2 separate regions of the Homo sapiens genome follow, and region 1 is linked to region 2. Evidence: read pairs that join two places in POLR2A ChIA-PET (ENCODE). Cell type or tissue: HCT116. All regions are shown on one strand.

Evidence for each region. Peaks named below come from ENCODE experiments on the same cell type or tissue, not always from the same donor. Only the 100,000 strongest peaks of a DNase experiment are listed, where the experiment ranks them.
Region 1: POLR2A ChIA-PET joins it to region 2 with 6 read pairs; 1 of 35 experiments calls an interaction of 5 or more read pairs at or near these places.

The regions. Positions count from the first base shown.
Region 1 is chr1:39,105,755-39,108,254 of GRCh38, forward strand. It overlaps a transcript of MACF1 not described here. Among named protein-coding and RNA genes, the nearest start is that of NDUFS5, 81 kb to the left of the region's middle. RefSeq lists a silencer at 1-110 and an enhancer at 371-430. In HCT116, no CTCF peak of the experiment used is centred here; no DNase peak of the experiment used is centred here; H3K4me3 peaks cover 1,181 bases; H3K27ac peaks cover 890 bases.
Region 2 is chr1:37,749,955-37,752,454 of GRCh38, forward strand. All of the region lies in intron 5 of EPHA10 (EPH receptor A10), which reads right to left. LOC124904835 (small nucleolar RNA U13) reads left to right here and starts at 248; the gene lies at 248-348. In HCT116, no CTCF peak of the experiment used is centred here; no DNase peak of the experiment used is centred here; H3K4me3 peaks cover 462 bases.

The DNA of each region.
Region 1 (2,500 bases), 1.4 Mb after region 2:
CCGGCGCAGCGTGGCCTTCGGAGCCGGTCGGCTCGGCGGCTGCAGGTGGGGCGGCCGGGCGGGGTCGCACCCACCGCGCGGGGCTTGGCCCTGAGCTGCTGCTTCTCGGGGCCAGTTTATTTACAGAGTTGAGATAAGCCTTCGGAAACCGCCCCCGGGGCAGTCGGCGCGCTCAGAGCGCCAGTTACATGATTTGCCCTATTATCCGGCCCCAGCTGGAAGAAGGCGAGACAAGGCGCTGGCCTGGAGACCGGCCGCCGTGGGGAGTTGCTGGGGAGGAGGAGGAGGAGGAGTTGGGCGCGGGAGAAACCACCCGCTCTGCTCTGGGTGCGAGCTTCCTCCCAGAGGGGCTCGGACCTCTGTGTGCCCGCGGAGAGTCCCTCCCTCGCCCCCTTTTGTCTCTTTGAGTCTCGGATGAGTCGCGTGGAAGCCGAGGTTGGAAAGCACCTTGGTGTCTTCGGGGTGGGGTGGGCAGCGGTGTGGGTGAGTGTGCAGTTTTTGGTGGCGAGACCTTACCCCCTCCATCTCCCCGGGGGTCTGGGCCTGCTGGAGGTAGGGGTCTGTTTTTTTCCTCCCACATAAAGATTTGCCTTGGAGCTCGGATTTCAGCCCTGAAGGCTCTCTTGCGAGACACTTCTGCAAGTTAATGCCTAATCTGCGCCTTGGGTGTATGGGGAGAAAGTTTTGACAGACAAGAGGGCCTGTGGACTGCATTTCCCTAACTGCTGTAGGTGCCCCTGAATGGAAGCCAGGGATGCGTGGCCTTGGGAGGCCCTTGCCTTGATCTTTAACATCCGGTTCTGGGAGTTTGCTTTGGCTGGCAGTTATGCTTTCCACAGACGGGGAGATTTTCCCAGAAACGACACAGGCAGCACTTTTCCCCATTTTATTCAGCTCGGGCCCTTGTGACTAGGCCCTTAGTTTCTTTTTATCTGAAGGAGAGGAAACTTCAGCCCCTATGACTGAGTCCAGCGTACTTGTTTACAGCACCTATCCAGTGAAGGGAAACTAATGAAGAAGCTGTAAAACGCCCCCCCTCTCCCCCCTCCCCCCCACTTTTTTTTTCTTGTGGCATTGGAACTCTGCTTGGGAATGCAGCAGGAAAAAAGTAGAGATGAAATGCGAAAAAAGACCTACTAGGGTTTTTGCTTGTTCCCTCTGCATCAGCTCCTGTAAACTGTCCAGCTTTTCCTGCCTGCAGCAAGTTTTCTGTCAACCCCCTGTGGTCTTTCTTTTTAAGAAATGTGGTTCATTTCAGAGCACAAAGAGGTTAGATTGTGCTGCTGAACTTCATTGAAAAAATGCTGCTCAGTGAATGGTTGCATTAAGTTTCCTTTGCAGGCTTTTGAGTAACACTGCTCTCTTCAGAGAGAGGAGATACATTAGGACCGTCCCGGGCTGTGACAGCTTCAAACCAGCAGAATTAAGACCCAAAATAGGTGAAGAAATCTCAGCACCTCACTGGATGGTAGTACTGGTGACCTCCAGCGGAAAGGAAGTTGGACTCCTAGCAAATGAGGCTGGGAAAGAAGGGGGCAGTAGGGCTTGTTCCAGGAGAGACCTCTTTTGTTCAGTTTTTTTTTTTTAGCTGTCTCACTCAGTTTGGCTTTCCTCTGAAGGGCCTTGATCAGGTGTATAGGAACTTAATCCTTCCCAGACACAGGTCTCTTTCTTGAGGGGAGGAATGAGTTAAAAATGGTTGCCCAAAGTAAATTACCTCGAGTTGTATACGGTGGTCGTGCAGTCTGCTCTTCTGATCGGTGCAGAACAATCTCTCTTCCCCCCACTGCACCGTTCTCACTGGGAGGTCAGAGTGGCTTAGCATCCGGGCCTTTGTTACTTTGCTTATGGAATTCCTGCATTTTCCAGACTTAGAAATCCCCGTACTACCTTAATAGGAGAACAGTTTGTCTAAGCAGAGGAGTGAGCTGGAATCTATAGAGTGACCAGGGGAAGGAGTTTGTGAGGATCATGCCACGTATTGGTTTTGGAAAGAGATGGGAAAATAGATATTGATGATGGTGGGGTGTTCTAGACCCTTATTGGCTGGTCACCACATTACTTGGATCTCTCTCTGCTGCTATTAATTTGTAGTCACCTCATTATACAGGCTGAAGCAGGATTTTTATATGCAGAAGGAGAGCTAAAATTTTCAGCTGCCTAAACTGCCCCTAGGGCCAATGGGAGAAGGGCAGTAATGTATTTGGAGTGTGAGGGAAGCAGAGCTGTGTGTAGTGCAGCTGTATTAGGAATGGTAGTCAAGTATGGGTTTTCCAGAACTGTGCTTGGCAACCATTTTTTTTTTTTTTTCTGTGTGGTGGCAGTGAGCATGGTCTTGGCAGGATTAGATGATTCAGCATGGAAATAAATGCTCTCCCTTATTTCCTAAATGTCCCAAAGGTTCTTTCAGATAGCTGGCCAGTAAACAGGAGGCATTAGATAATAACACTGGATTCTAACAGTTCAGAGTGGGCAGCAGCCAAGAGAACCAGGGTATATC
Region 2 (2,500 bases):
TTATAATCTTACAGGATCACCATCATATATGCCATCCATTGTTGACCAAAATGTCTTTATATGGTGCATGACTGTATTAAAACAAAAGGGATTTTATAGGTAGATAGTTACAAATATGAATACAGAGATCAAGATAGACAGGAAAAATTTTCTGGACGTATATACTCTAAGATATTAATAGTTGTTTTTATCTATGTAATAAGATTATGGGTTTTTTCTTCTTCTATACTGAATTTTTAAAAATGTGATCCTTTTGTAGTTTGCAAGTGTGATGATTGGGGATTCACACTCGTATGTGAGATGTGTCACCCCCGAACCTTTTCACGTTGGCAAAATACCCATCTGACATGAAAGAAAGATGGAAAAAAAGAATTTTTAAAGATGTAAATGCAATAGCAAATGTTAAATCACAATAGAGACAATAAAAAACAGTACTGTTCCAGAAACCCAGACAAGCTGGAAAATCTCCAAAAGGCAGTGGAAATGGATTAAGAGCTCAAAAGGATAAGGGAAGTGACAAGATTTGAGAATCAGAAAATGAATGTAAAACCTAAGGCTTAGAGATATTTTTAAGAGATATATTTGAGCTATCAGAAGTTCTAGTCAAAGCAGTGGCTGAATAAAACTTTTTTTTTTTTTTTAAGAGACATAGTCTGGCTCTGTCACCCAGGCTGGAGTGCAGTGGCACAATTATCACTCGCTGCAGCCTCAAACTCCTGGGCTCAACTGATCCTCCTCCTTCACCCTCCTGAGCACCTGGTACTACAGGCACACATCACCATGCCTGGCTAATTTTTAAAATTTTTTGTAGAGACAGGGTCTCACTATATTGCTCCTGGCCTCAGGCTCCCAAAGTGCTCAGACTAAGGGCATGAGCCACTGTTCCCGGCCTGAAGAAAACTTTTCCCGGGAAAAAAAAAAGTTGTGCAAATCAAAAGGTTTACTCAATCAAAAGAAATCCATATTGGTAGCCGGGCGCAGTGGCTCACGCCTGTAATCCCAGCACTTTGGGAGGCCAAGGAGGACAGATCACGAGCTCAGGAGATCGAGACCATCCTGGCTAACATGGTGAAACCCTGTCTCTACTAAAAATACAAAAAATTAGCCGGGTGTGGCTGCATGCCCCTGTAGTCCCAGTTACTCAGGAGGCTGAGGCAGGAGAATGGCGTGAACCCCAGACGCGGAGCTTGTAGTGAGCCAAGATCGCCACTGCACTCCAGCCTGGGCAACAGAGCGAGACTCCTCTCAAAAAAAAAAAAAAAAGAAAGAAAGAAAGAAAAAGAAAAAGAAAAAAAAAAAAGAAATCCATATTGGTTAAATGATTATTTTCAGCCTGGCATGAGGTGGCTCATGCCTGTAATCCCAGCACTTTGGGAGGCCAAGGCGGGTAGATGACTTGAGGTCAGGAGTTTGACACCAGCCTGGCCAATATGGTGAGACCCCATCTCTACTAAAAATACAAAACTTAGCTGGGTGTGGTGGTGCGCACCTGTAATCCCAGCTACTCGGGAGGCTGAGGCAGGAGAATCACTTGAACCCAGGAGGCAGAGGTTGCCATGAACTGTGATCACACCACCACACTCCAGCCTGGGTGACGAGCAAAACTCCATTTCAAAAAAAAAAAAAAGAAAGTCTGGCTAGGCGCGCAGTGGCTCACGTCTGTAATCCCAGCACTTTGGAAGCCTGAGGCCAGCAGATCATGAGGTTGAGAGTTGGAGACCATCCTGGCCAACATGGTGAAACCCCGTCTCTACTAAAAAATACAAAAATTAGCTGGGCGTGGTGGCATGCACCTGTAGTCCCAGCTACTCGGGAGGCTAAGGCAGGAGAATCACTTGAACTCGGGAGGCAGAGGTTGCAGTGAATCAAGATCGCGCCACTGCACTCCAGCCTGGTGACAGAGCAAGACTCTGTCTCAAAAAAAAAAAAAATTATTATCAACAGTAGGTTAAGCAGGTTAAAGAATTATTCTAACATCCGTGTGCATACGTGTACATGTCATATGTCCAAGTTAAGTAGAAAAGAATGAAAATAACCCTAGCCTCAGACTTCTTGGCAACACCACTGCCAAAGACAGAAGCGGGATCACAGAAAGCAGGGATGCAGGGTGACAGGCCGACCCTATAGGCTCGATTAGGAAGGGAGTCAGAAACCATACCACTCGCTTATCTTTCTTGCAAAGAATACAAGCATTACTTGAAGGTCCACCCCAGCTGAGAAGCGAATCAAAAGAAACTCTCAGGAATGAAGGTGTGGTGTGAAAAGGTTGTAGGTCTTCACTTATTCACCTCATGTCCAGACTCAGAGATGTATTGGCTGGTGTGTTCCATCGCCCCTACAGCCTAACTCTACAAGCTTCCTTGCCCTTTCCCGGGACCAGGAAAGGAGGTGGCCAGATGCAGCAAAACCATGCAGAGGCCGAGGGTTGGAGGTAAGGGACACAGGGCCGGATCCGGCTTCCCGAGACAGAGGGAAGGAAGTAAATTCGGATTCCTACTGA